Regions from separate parts of the Homo sapiens genome. Here region 2 is linked to region 1. Evidence: read pairs that join two places in POLR2A ChIA-PET (ENCODE). Cell type or tissue: MCF 10A. All regions are shown on one strand. Links, peaks and the distances in the headings refer to the core of each region. The heading gives the core; the rest is flanking DNA.

Region 1 (5,936 bases), core at 533-5,532:
AAAGCGGAAGGATCGCTTGAGCCCAGGAGTTTGAGAGCAGCCAGGGCAACACAGTGAGACCAGGTCTCTTTAAAAATAAAAAATTAGCCAGATGCGTGGTGGTGAGCACCTGTGGTCCCAGCTACTTAGGAGGCTGAAGGATCACATGAGCCAAAGAAATCAAGGCTCTCGTGAGCTGTGGTCGCACCACTGCACTCCAGCCTGTATGAAAAACCGAGACCCTGCCTCAAAAAAAAAAAAAAAAAAAAAAGAGACAAACAAAATAATTCATGTACTTTAAGCTCTTGGCTTAAAGCTTTGAATCTCACATGTGATCTCTCTGTCCTTCAATATCCTATAATTCATTGTTCTGACTGCACATAGAACATCCCATTCTTACCAGATTGGGGGAACTTCAGGACCAGAATTTAGGCTTAAATTTTTTGATTCCATACAGCATCTTACAAACAGCAGGTGTTCATGTCAATATATATTAATTATGTGCAATTTCTTTATCTGAGGGGCACCCTTTCTTTTGTAAAATGATGTTGTAAAGTAAAACCTCTTTTTTTTTTTTTTTTGGTCGGAGCCTCCCTCCGTCACCCAGGCTGGAGTGCAGTGGCCACTATCTCTGTTCACTGCAGCCTCCGCCTCCTGGGTTCAAGCCATTCTCCTGCTTCAGCTTCCCAAGTAGCTGGGATCACGGGGATGCACCACCACGCCTGGCTAATTTTTGTATTTTTCATATAGACGGGGTTTCTCCATGTTGTCCAGGCTGGTCTCGAACTCCTCACCTCAGGTGATCCGCCCACCTCGGCCTCCCAAAGTGCTGGGATTACAGGCGTGAGCCGCCGCACCTGGCCTAAACTAAAAGCTTTAGGTTGGCACATTTTCAGGTGAAAAAGACAAAGGAAAGAGCTAGCATGCTACGGTAAAAAGAGAGTATTGATTTTAAACCATGTCACTGTTCTGAGATCTGTGCTCAAAAATAAAGGAGTATTTTAGGTCATTGGAAAAAGAAGAAAGAGAGAAAAGATTGGGCACAGTGGTTCGTGCCTGTAATCCCAGCACTTTAAGAGGCCAAGGTAAGAGAATCACTTGAAGCCAGGAGTTTGAGACCAGCCTGGGCAGCATAGCGAGACCCCATCTCTAGCAAAAAAAGTAAAAAATATAATAACAATTAGCCAGACATGGTGGCATGCTCCTGTAGTCCCAGTTACTCAGAAGGCTCGAGTGGGAAGATCGCTTGAGTCAGGGAGATGGAGGCTACAGTAAGTTGTAATCATGCTGCTGCAGTCCAGCTTGGCTGACAAAGTGAGACCTTGCCTCGGAAAGGAAAGGAAAGGAAAGGAAAGGACAGGAGAGGAGAGGGGAGGGGAGGGGAGGGGAGGGGAGGGGAGGGGAGGGGAGGGGAGGAGCAGAGAAGAGAAGAAAAGAGAAGAAAAGAAAAGAAAGGAAAGGAAGGAAAGGAGGGAAGAAAAGAAAGAGAAAGAAAGAAGAAAACGAGAAAGGGAGGGAGGAAGGCAGGAAGGCAGGACAGAAGAACGCAGGCAGGCAGGCAAGATGGAAGGAAGGAAGGGAGGGAGGGAGGGAAAGAGAAAGAAGGAGAAAGAAGAACTCCAATAGAAGAAGACCAGGGAAGGGTCTAGGCCTAATTTTGTCATTTATTTAAATGTCTTTGAGCATCTCATTGAACTCTCTCTGCTTCTCTGCATTTGCATCTGCAAAATGAGGAAACTGCACATGACTCTGAGGTGATTTCCCACTCAATGATCCTAAGATATTTGAGTACTTGAATATCCTTCAATGATAACATCTGGGAAGAGTATAAAGTCTGATATTAGTCCTCAGTAGTGCTCTCCAAAAGGATGGGTAGATAACTACAGACATTTTTAATTACATATCACTGAGTAACAAATTACCTCCAAATTTAGGAGCTTAAGGCAAGAATAAACATTTATTCTCTCACAGAGTTTCTCAGGGTCAGGAATCCAGGAGTGGCTTAGCTGGGAGGTTCTAGCTTGGGATCTATAAAGGGATTGTAGTCAAGAAGTTGGCTGGACATACAGTCTTCTGAAAATTTGACTAAGGCTGAAGAATCTGTTTCCAAGGTGGCGCTCTCATGGCCGATGGCAGAGTCTTCAGTTGCTTATCACAGGGACTTCCTTGCAGAGCTGTTTGAGTGCCCCTCTGGCATGGCAGTTGGCTTCTTCTGCAATGAGTGATCTAAGAGCAAGAGCAAGGAGGAAGCCACAATGCATGTAATGACTTATTCTCACGGGTTGCACATTGTCACTGCTGCCACATTGAATTCGCTAAAACTCAGTTACTGACTACAGACCACACCCTAGGAGAGAAGAATTAGGCTCCACTTCTTGAAAGGAGTATCAAAGAACTTGCAAATTTATTTGTGAGTTTATTTTAAAAGCCCTCACAAACACGTATTCTTTAAACTAGAGTGGCTCAGCCCTGCAAGACAGGGAAGTTATAACAACCAACATTTCTAGAGTGACTCACTGTTTAGAAAGTATTTCCCCATGTTTTCTCATTGGGTTGTCACAACCCCCCAGTGGAACAACAGCATTAATATCCCCACTTAAAAATGAGGAAATGGAAGCGAGGTCACTTTTGTACAGTTATTTAACAAGTAAGTTGTATAGCTGGGGATTAAGCCCAGCACAAAGCATAAGGCCTTTTCACCATCCTTCAAATGAGAAACTTGGCATGAAGGCCTTTGCACAGAAAAGTTTCATTAGGAAGATTGACTATTCCTTACTTCCTACCAATTGTTTTTACCTATTTTATTAAATTTTTTTATGTTTAACTTACATACTTCCAAAATTACTTGAAGCAGTTTACAAATAAAATGTTTAAGAAAGAAAGAGGAGTAGGGCTGGGCCTGGTGGCTCATGCCTGTAATCCCAGCACTTTGGGAGGCCGAGGTGGACAGATCACTAGAGGTCAGGAGTTCAAGACCAGCCTGGCCAACATAGTGAAACCCCATCTCTACTAAAAATACAAAAATTAGCTGGGCACAGTGGCAGGTGCCTGTGATCCCAGCTACTTGGGAGGCTGAGGTGGGAGAACCACTTGAACCTGAGAGTGGTATGCAGGTCAAACCACTGCACTCCAGCCTCAGCGACAGAGTGAGACTTGGTCTCAAAAAAAAAAAAAAAAAAAAAAAGAAAAAGAAAAAGGAGTAAATAATTCTAGGCACCAGAAATGATCATATTACAACACTTGGCAATAAATTTGGTTCAGATCTTTCTGGCAGCAGAGGTGAAAAGAGAAGCGTGATAGGCTGCAGAGATTTCACTTTCTGACAAGAGTGAGCATGCATGCTATCATTGCCTGAAGCTAAATTCAAGAAGGACTTTATCACGTGGAGTTGTGTAGAGTTAATACCGCTTAACATTGTGGTCAGTATCTTCAATCACACGCTTGCAAAAGATGTACTCATATTAACCCTGAATGTAAACAGAGGACACACCTCACCTGTAAGTTGGTTAATATATTTGAGGAAGAAGCTGAGGAAAGGTGGCCCAGGTACCTTTCTCTCTAATGTCTTTACCAAATTAAGGCATAGAACTTGGAGAATATACAGGAATTGAAGGTTGATCTGTCTGGTGGACTGTCTCTCAAGTATCAGAGTTGTGAGAGTGCTTGAATGACCTGCTAAATCTTGTTAATTTGTCTTGGCATCTTGTAACAGGTACCTACCTGTAATATAAATATTCTATATTGTCAATTAATTAAGGACTTTGCTAAAAGAGAGCAAGGAATGCCAATATAAAGTTAAAGAAAAATATAAAATAAATAAGTTAGGCTGGGCATGGTGACTCATGTCTGAAATCCCAGGACTTTGGGAGGACATGGTGGGAGGGTTGCTTGAGGCCAGGAGTTCGAAACCAGCCTAGGCAAAACAGCGAGACCCCACCTCCCATCTCTACATGTGACTTAAAAAACTTAGCTGGGCATGGTGGTACATGCCTGTAGTCCTAGCTACTTGGAAGACTGTGACAGGAGGTTCACTTGAGCTCAGGAGTTTGAGGCTGCAGTGAGCTATGATTGCACCACAGAACGAGACCCTGTCTAAAAAAAAAAAAAAAAAAAAGTAAAAAAAGTTAGACCGCATGAGCTGTAATAACCCTTTTTGGACCAATATGCTGTGACTCTGTGGCTTTAAGGATGAGATGCCAATATGCATTCTTGTCCCAGTAGAGAGCCAGCCCAGTTTGGCCTGGGTGTGAGAAGCAAAGCTATCAAAAGCTTTGGCCAATTTTTTCCCCCAAAAGGAATTCCAAATATATCCAAGCTTCTATGTTAGTGACTGATTGAAACCAAAGCTTTATACCATATGACATAGAATCCTGGAATAGATAACTTTAGGCTGAAGAAAAAAGAAAAGTTAAGGCAGGTGTGAGCAGCTGTCCAGTTCTGCCATAAAAGAAATCAAGTTTAACTTCAGCGATAACATGCCTTCTTTTAAGCACTCGAGTTTTGTTAGGTTCTCTCCAGTTGGCTGAAAATTACACCCTAAATATTCCTCTAAAAGTAGATAACTTAGTGCACTTTTATTTAATATTACAGTACTTATAAAGGTTTCTATTAATGGGTCTCCTCCTTCGAGAAGAGAATCGTAAATGAAATACATAAAGATTAATAGCCTTTATTTATTTCTTAAACCAGCTGGTCTTCCTCTAAGAAAGCAGATATGCTAAAGTAAATAATCCTTCATTTTAAAAAATAGAAAGCATTCCCCTTGAATGCTGTTTACTGGCTGTGAGCAAATAGGTATTCACTTAGAAGGCTTTGCTCTCTGTTTATTACCCATATTTCTATAATACCTGCTTCAGAAGTGTTGCAGAAAGACAAAATTAATGTGCATGGAAAAAAAGCAGAGAAAATGAGTGTTAATCTTTGTGGAACAATCCAGAGTCCAGAGAAAGAGGCGAGTAGGGGGAGAAGCCACTTGTTGGAATGACTAGTATATTAAGATTCTCTTCTGGGTTATGGGTTAACATCTGCATCATTGAGGTCTATTCACAACAGGATATTGTTCAGTATAACTTTTTGCATCCAACAGAAATACAAATATTAATTTTCATGGCATAGAGAAAACTTCAAAATTTGGGAAAGTACTGAAGGATGTTATCACAAAGTTGTCATTTAGAGTCCAAGAACAGTCTTAACAATTGTACAAGCTTCAGAGCAAGGGCAGAAAATCAAGACATCAAATTGTCATGTGGGAAATCTATTCTGGGGAGTTGTAGAATAAATACTCACTAATAAGAAAAGGTGGGGAAGGTCCTTCTAAGCAAAGGAAATGAGTGACAAGACAAGCAGGTATGAATGACTTTTTTTTTTTTTTGAGATGGAGTCTCGCTCTGTCGCCCAGGCCAGAGTGCAGTGGCACAGTCCCTGCTCACTGCAACCTCCGCCTCCTGGGTTCAAGTGATTCTCCTGCCTCAGCCTCCTGAGTAACTGGGATTACAGGCATGCGCTGCCATGCCTGGTTAATTTTTGTATTTTAATAGAGACAGGGTTTCACCATGTTGGCCAGGCTGGTCTTGAACTCCTGACCTCCGTTGATCCACCTGCCTCGGCCTCCCAAAGGTCTGGGATTATAGGTGTGAGTCACTGCGTCCAGCCCTTCAGTTTGTTTTTTAAGGTTTTACATATATTTTTATTTTTTCCAGTTTTATTGAGGTATACTTGACAAATAAAACCATACAAGTTTAACGTGTACAATGTGACGATTTGATATATGTACATATTGTGAAATGATTACCACAATCAAGTTAGTTAACACATCCCTCACGTCACACTTTTACTTTTTTTAATGTGTGGTGAAAATATTTAAGATCTAATGTCTTAGCAGATTTCAAGTGTGCAATACAGTATTGGCAATTATTGCCACCATGCTTTATATTTAGTCTCCAGAACTTACTCATCTT
Region 2 (5,936 bases), core at 298-5,297, 200 kb before region 1:
CTGAGAATGTGACCTTATTTGGAGAAAGGGTTTTGCAGATGCAAGCAACTTAAAGATCCCAAGATGAGATCGTCCTGGATTACCTGAGTGGGCCCCCAATCCCATGACATGTGTCTTTATAAGAGAAAGGCAGAGGGAGATTTGACACAGAGCAGACAGTCCTGTGAAGACAGAGGCAGAGATTGGAGCAATGCAGTGCAACCTGAAACCAAGAATTGCCCAGAGGAATCACTGGAAGCCGGAAGAGGCAAGGAAGGATTCTCTCCTAGAGCCCGCAGAGGGAGCATGGACTTGCCAACACCTTAATTTTGGACTTCTGGCCTCCAGAACTATGAGAGAATAAAGTTTTGTTGTTTTAAGCCACCCAGTAGGTGATAATTTGTTAAGCAGCCCTAGGAAACTAAAAGGCATGGATAATCCCAGGATCCCATGGAAGGTTGTGCAGGTTGCTGACTTCTCAAGGGCACTACTTGAGAGGACGAGGAGAGACTAAATACAGCTCACACTGGGCCTGCCAACCTGCATGGCCTGCAGGAGACTGCTCCTGGCCAGAAGGGGTACCTCTCTCTTATTTACAGCTGGCCAGCGCCAGCTCTCATTCTTGGGTTTTCTTCAACTCTCTGCTCCTGGGTAGACCTTCCAGGAAGGCTTTCTTGAGCCACACTTCTCCCCAGGACTAGTCTGGACCCTTCTTCTGCTCCAGTAGATATATTTATCCTGCTGTAACACAATTGTCGGTTCACATTTCTATACCCTCCTCCATATCTCAGAAACAAGGGCTGCTCTTAGTCTCCTCTTTCCACTGTGCCTAGCACATCATAGGTGCTCAAAAGAGACCTGTTGAATGAATGAGCAGGAGCCAGCTATGGAGCCTCAGTGAGCCTGCGGCAGCAAGAGGCACAGTGAGCGGGAGCAGGGATGAGATGCCCGTCCCAAGGGGCTGCTGAATCAAGGCAATTTCATGCTCGTCACAATTTGCCTAAACTAGCCATCAAACAGAACCGGAAAAGTGGCTCGAATAGAGAGCACCACCAGGACGTTAACATTTTGCAGATGTGTTATCTGAGCTTGTGCCTTTATCTTTTCCCTAACTGAGGCATCGGTGCCTAAGGATATTTCCACTGGGGCCAAACACATGCTCACACATCCAATGGGACCCAACGTACTGCATTCCACGCAGATACACACATGAGCTCATGCAAGTCCCAGGGTGCTCATCTGGTCCAGATTTGAAGGAAACTATTTAGCTAGATGGAGAAAAACACATCATGTACAACTTAATACCAAACAGATTTTATGACATACTGAAACTGCTTTTGATAATCTACTAATATATCAGAAGAGCTAATCAACTAAAAAAGAACCAGCTAATGTCATATCTCTGAGGTCTGGACAATGTTTATGTGAGTTGCAGGGATGACAGAAAATACAAAAAGATGCAGGGAGCTTTAGGGAGAGTTATCCAAAGGCTCCCCCACCCCCTGCTGAGATGCAGTCCTGTTTATTGTAGCAAGAAATGTATTTTGCCAATTTATGAACATAGACAATTATTTTCTGGCTGAAAGTCAGAGTGGACTTTTCCAGAGATGCAGAAACACTATTGCTTGGCCACTAAGATCCCTCGTGGGAATGCTGCTAGGGAATGCTGCTAGCCATGGATGCTGCTAGGGAAATAATCGGTGCAGGACAGTTTCACTTGGGACTATCTCAACCCATTGGTGGTTTCCTCGTCAGTGTGGGGAGCCCCTTCATTAACTGGTCACTTGACCACGACGGCATTCCTAAGTGATTCCTAAGACTTCATGAAGTCTCTCGATAAATGTTTTAAATTAAAACCCACATCTGTGCTTGTCCTGGCACCATCTGGGGTTATAAGAGGCAGCACAACATACTGAGATAAGAATGACTTTGAAATTGCAGTTCAATTACTTGATGATGTGAGCTTTGACAAAACTGCTTAATTACTCTGGCCTCAGTTTCCTCATTGGAAAATGGAGAACAAAATGTTGACAGTCTCACTCTGTCATCGAGGATGGAGTACATCCTGGAGTACAGTGGTGTGATCTCAGCTCACTGCAACCTCTGCCTCCCAGGCTCAAATGATTCTCATGCCTCAGCCTCCTGAGTAGCTGGGATTACAGGCATGCACCACCACACCCAGCTAATTTTTCTGTATTTTTAGTAGAGATGGGGTTTTTGCCATGTTGGCCAGGCTGGTCTCGAACTCTTGGCCTCAAATGATCTGCCCGCCTCGGCCTCACAAAGTGCTGGGATTACAGGCATGAGCCACCGCGCCTGGCCTTGCTTAACTTTTCTCAGTGCAGGATATTCAAATGGGGCAAGTGCGAGCAAGGATTGTGGTACTGTGCCCAGAGACAGGGGATGTGGGATGGTGTTTGGAAATTTGTGGAAGTCTATCTGACTGTTGCAATACCTGGGGATAGGAAGGCAGGGGAGCCGAGCATTACTGGTCCTGAGAAGGAGCCAGAAAGCCTCAACTTATTATAATACCCTCACTGAGAAGCACTGCATTAAAGTAATCTCAGGCTGTTCCTGGCTGAATCTGTATGAAACCCTGTGATTCTATGTGATGAAGAGAAGGCGTATTACTTCTTGTGTTTGCTTTTGTTTTGATATAGGTTATCATTGTAGGGAAGTGTTTTAATCTTATTATATTGTATTTTTTAAATAACCAAATCATTTTGTTGGCATTGTATAAAGAGACATATTTTCTAAAGTACCAAGAAAAAGGAGCAGGCCATTTAGACTGATGGCATCCTTTCAGATGCTGCGCTCCCATGAGGAGCTCTAGGAGCCAGTCTTCTCCTTTTGGGCTCTCACAGGAGATCTTAGGAAGAGGTTCTCAGAATAGGGCTGTAGGAAAACGTCCCGACACCTGGCGCAGCCAGGCTGGTGGGGATTAGGGAGCAAACATGATTCACTTCATTTTATTTTTATACAGGAAACTAGAGACATAGCTAAGAAACAAACTCGCTATTTCTGGTTCTTGGCTAGTTGTGGCTCTTAGGGGACACTCCCTTCCTCTGAAGAGCTGTTTTTATGGCAAGGGACTCACATGCTTTTTCATTGCTACATTATCTTTGAATCATAGTTGGCAATTAGGCATTGAAATTTGACTATTTACCTTAGGGACTCCTCTGGGTATGTGAAGAATTCCCCTGTTTTGCTCAGGATGTGGGCAGATGAGGAAGTAGTAGCAACTGACTGATATTATATCTCCATTTGGCTGGTGCTGGGGAAGAACCTTTGAGTCAGCCAAGGAGACATTCCCCAGTGCAGAGATGGCAAATAGAAGTGTATCTTTGGATGTCATCTACTTCTTCAGCTGTCCCCAGGTCAGAGGGAATGGGGGTGGGTGGAGCAGGTGTGGGGGGTGGAAATCCCACCATTCAAATGTTCAAGACAATCTGTGACTTAAACAGAAAATTGTGGGACTTGGTGAAAAAATGGAAGGTTGCACTTTAGAGTTAAAAAGAAAAAAGAAGGAATTCAAGCCAACAACCATAGATAGTCCCAGGCTCACAATGGTTCACTTCTGATATTTTAATTTTGGTGGTGCCAAAATGATACATAATCAGTAGAAACTATACTTGGGAGTACTTATACAATATTGTTTTTCACTTTCAGTACACTGTTCAATAAATCGCCAAGCTTTCCCACACTTTATGATAAAATAGGCTTTGTGTTAGATGAGCTTGACCAACTATAGGCCATTGTAAGTGTTCTGAGCATGTTTAAGGCAGGCTAGGCTAAGCTATGAGCTTCAGTAGGTTAGGTGGATTAAATGCATTTTTAGTGTATGATATTTTCAGTTTATGATGGGTTTATCAGGAAGAAACCCCATAGTAAGTTGAGGAGCATCTGTATTTATCAAGCATTAGGTGCTGAATATAAAATCATCGTTAACATTAAGAATAGCTCATTTCCTATCCTCCTTCTAGATACCAGACACTGTTCATTTAAAATATATATATTAACTCATTTAATCTTCATAACACACCTTTAAGGTACTTACCTATTAGTATCAGGAGCATCTGTATTTATTAAGCACTAGGTACTGAATAAATCATCATCGTTAATAAGAATAACTTGTGTTTCCTATCCTCCTTCCAGGTACCAGATACTGCTTATTTAAAATAGATGTATTAACTCATTTAATCTTCATAACACACCTGTAAGGTACTTACCTGTTAGTATTATGCCTATGTTATGGATGCAGAAACAAGGCACCAAATGGCTATGTAGCCTTCCTGGAATTATCCAGATAGTAAACAGTAGAGATGAGATGTCAATGCAGACACTACGCCTCCAGATTATGGGCTTTATATCACTATAACATAGCTTCTCTTAGGATGTGATTTCTTTTCTCAAGGACGTTACAGGGAGCTGGCAGCCTGCAATTAACGAAAGCTTGGCTGCCGTGGTTGGCTGAGACTCAGCTATTTGTTACAAGAATATACTCTTAAGTTAGGTTGCAATAGGATTCAAAGTGTGGAGGACGCTTAAGGCCAAATTTAATTTAACAGGGACATGGTTATGGATTGGCAGAATAATTGGTGAAATGTTGCCCACAGTGACAGGAAAGATAGAAAGAACACCTATAAATGTGTGTATCTGGCTAAGAAGATTTCCAAGCAGAATGGCAGCTTTTTTTTTAAGTAGGGAGGAGTGAGATGAGCTTAAGAAAGAACTGATTGGTTTTCAAGCAGAATTTAGAGGCAATATTTCCAAGGCAAGGCTTGCTTGATGGGAATCTTTTTAAACAATTTTATATTCACAGATTATCTGGAAAACAAATGATTCCCAAAGTAAGAAATGACCAAAGGACAAAAATCAAATCCAAGAAAACATAGCTTCCAGGTAAAGAACAGATCAGGGCTATGGTTGTGAGAACCTTTGTTGAAATATCAGCAAGATTTAAAGTGATGCCTCATGGACCTCCCAATTAGACAAATAGCTAAAGGGATTTTCTAGACCCTCCTAATCAGACAGTAGCACTTCTGAGAATTATAAATGTTTTGCCTCACCACACACTGACTTGAGGGTTCTGTCTCAAAGAGACTTACAGATATTCTTTTGTCTTAGGTATGGATTATAATTTGATACACAGGAAGCCCACAACATTTTTTAAAGGAATTATATCGCTTTAACTCAAAGGGAAAGATAGTGGAAAATAAAAAGAGGTCCCAGGACCCTAGACTTCCTAATGAAAGAAGCAGGCTACAAACACAGGGCATTTCTTATAGGAGAGGAAGGGCAATTTAGAAGGAGAAGTCAAGATTCCAGAGGGAAGAGCTAACAGCCATGGAAAATCACTCACAAGGAGCAGAAACAAACGCTTTCTTTTCATTGTTTATTGATTTTATTTGAAACTATGTGCATCTTACATGTTTTAGGTTCTTGATAACATTGGAAGGGGACATAACGATGTTTGCTGACAAACAGCTTTCTGAAAAAAAGAGTTTATACGCTATTCCGCGTGGATCAAAGACTTCCAGATCTTTTCAAATTATTATTATACTTACTGCTTAAATTTTTAAAAATGTTTATCTCAATAGTTTTTGGGTGCAAATGGCTTTTGGTTACATGGATAAGTTTTTTAATGGTGATTCTGAGATTTTGGTGTGCCCTTCATCCAAGCAGTTTACACTGTACCTAATACATAGTCATTTGTCCCTCACCCCGCTCCCACCCTTCACCCGGAGTCCCCAAAGTTCTTTATATCATTCTTATGCCTTTGCGTCCTCACAACTTAGCTCCCACTTGTAAGTGAGAATTTGGTTTTCCATTCCTGAGTTACTTCACTTAGAACAATGGCCTCCAGCTCCATCCAAGTTGCTGCAAAATCCATTATTTCATCTCTTTTTATGGCTGAGTAGTGTTCCATGGTATATATACCACATTTTCTTTATCCA

Evidence for each region. Peaks named below come from ENCODE experiments on the same cell type or tissue, not always from the same donor. Only the 100,000 strongest peaks of a DNase experiment are listed, where the experiment ranks them.
Region 2: POLR2A ChIA-PET joins it to region 1 with 5 read pairs; 6 of 35 experiments call an interaction of 5 or more read pairs at or near these places.

What each region holds. Positions count from the first base shown.
Region 1 is chr4:26,286,245-26,292,180 of GRCh38, forward strand. It overlaps LOC105374542 (a long non-coding RNA gene), which reads right to left. Exons shown (of 2, transcript XR_925508.3): 2 at 1,909-2,205. It also overlaps a transcript of RBPJ not described here. Among named protein-coding and RNA genes, the nearest start is that of RBPJ, 32 kb to the right of the region's middle. RefSeq lists an enhancer at 2,401-2,450 and a silencer at 2,621-2,670. In MCF 10A, for the core only: no CTCF peak of the experiment used is centred there; a DNase peak (open chromatin) is centred at 3,347.
Region 2 is chr4:26,085,589-26,091,524 of GRCh38, forward strand. All of the region lies in intron 2 of LINC02357 (long intergenic non-protein coding RNA 2357), which reads left to right. Among named protein-coding and RNA genes, the nearest start is that of LINC02357, 18 kb to the left of the region's middle. RefSeq lists an enhancer at 3,102-3,211. In MCF 10A, for the core only: no CTCF peak of the experiment used is centred there; DNase peaks (open chromatin) are centred at 2,383 and 3,073.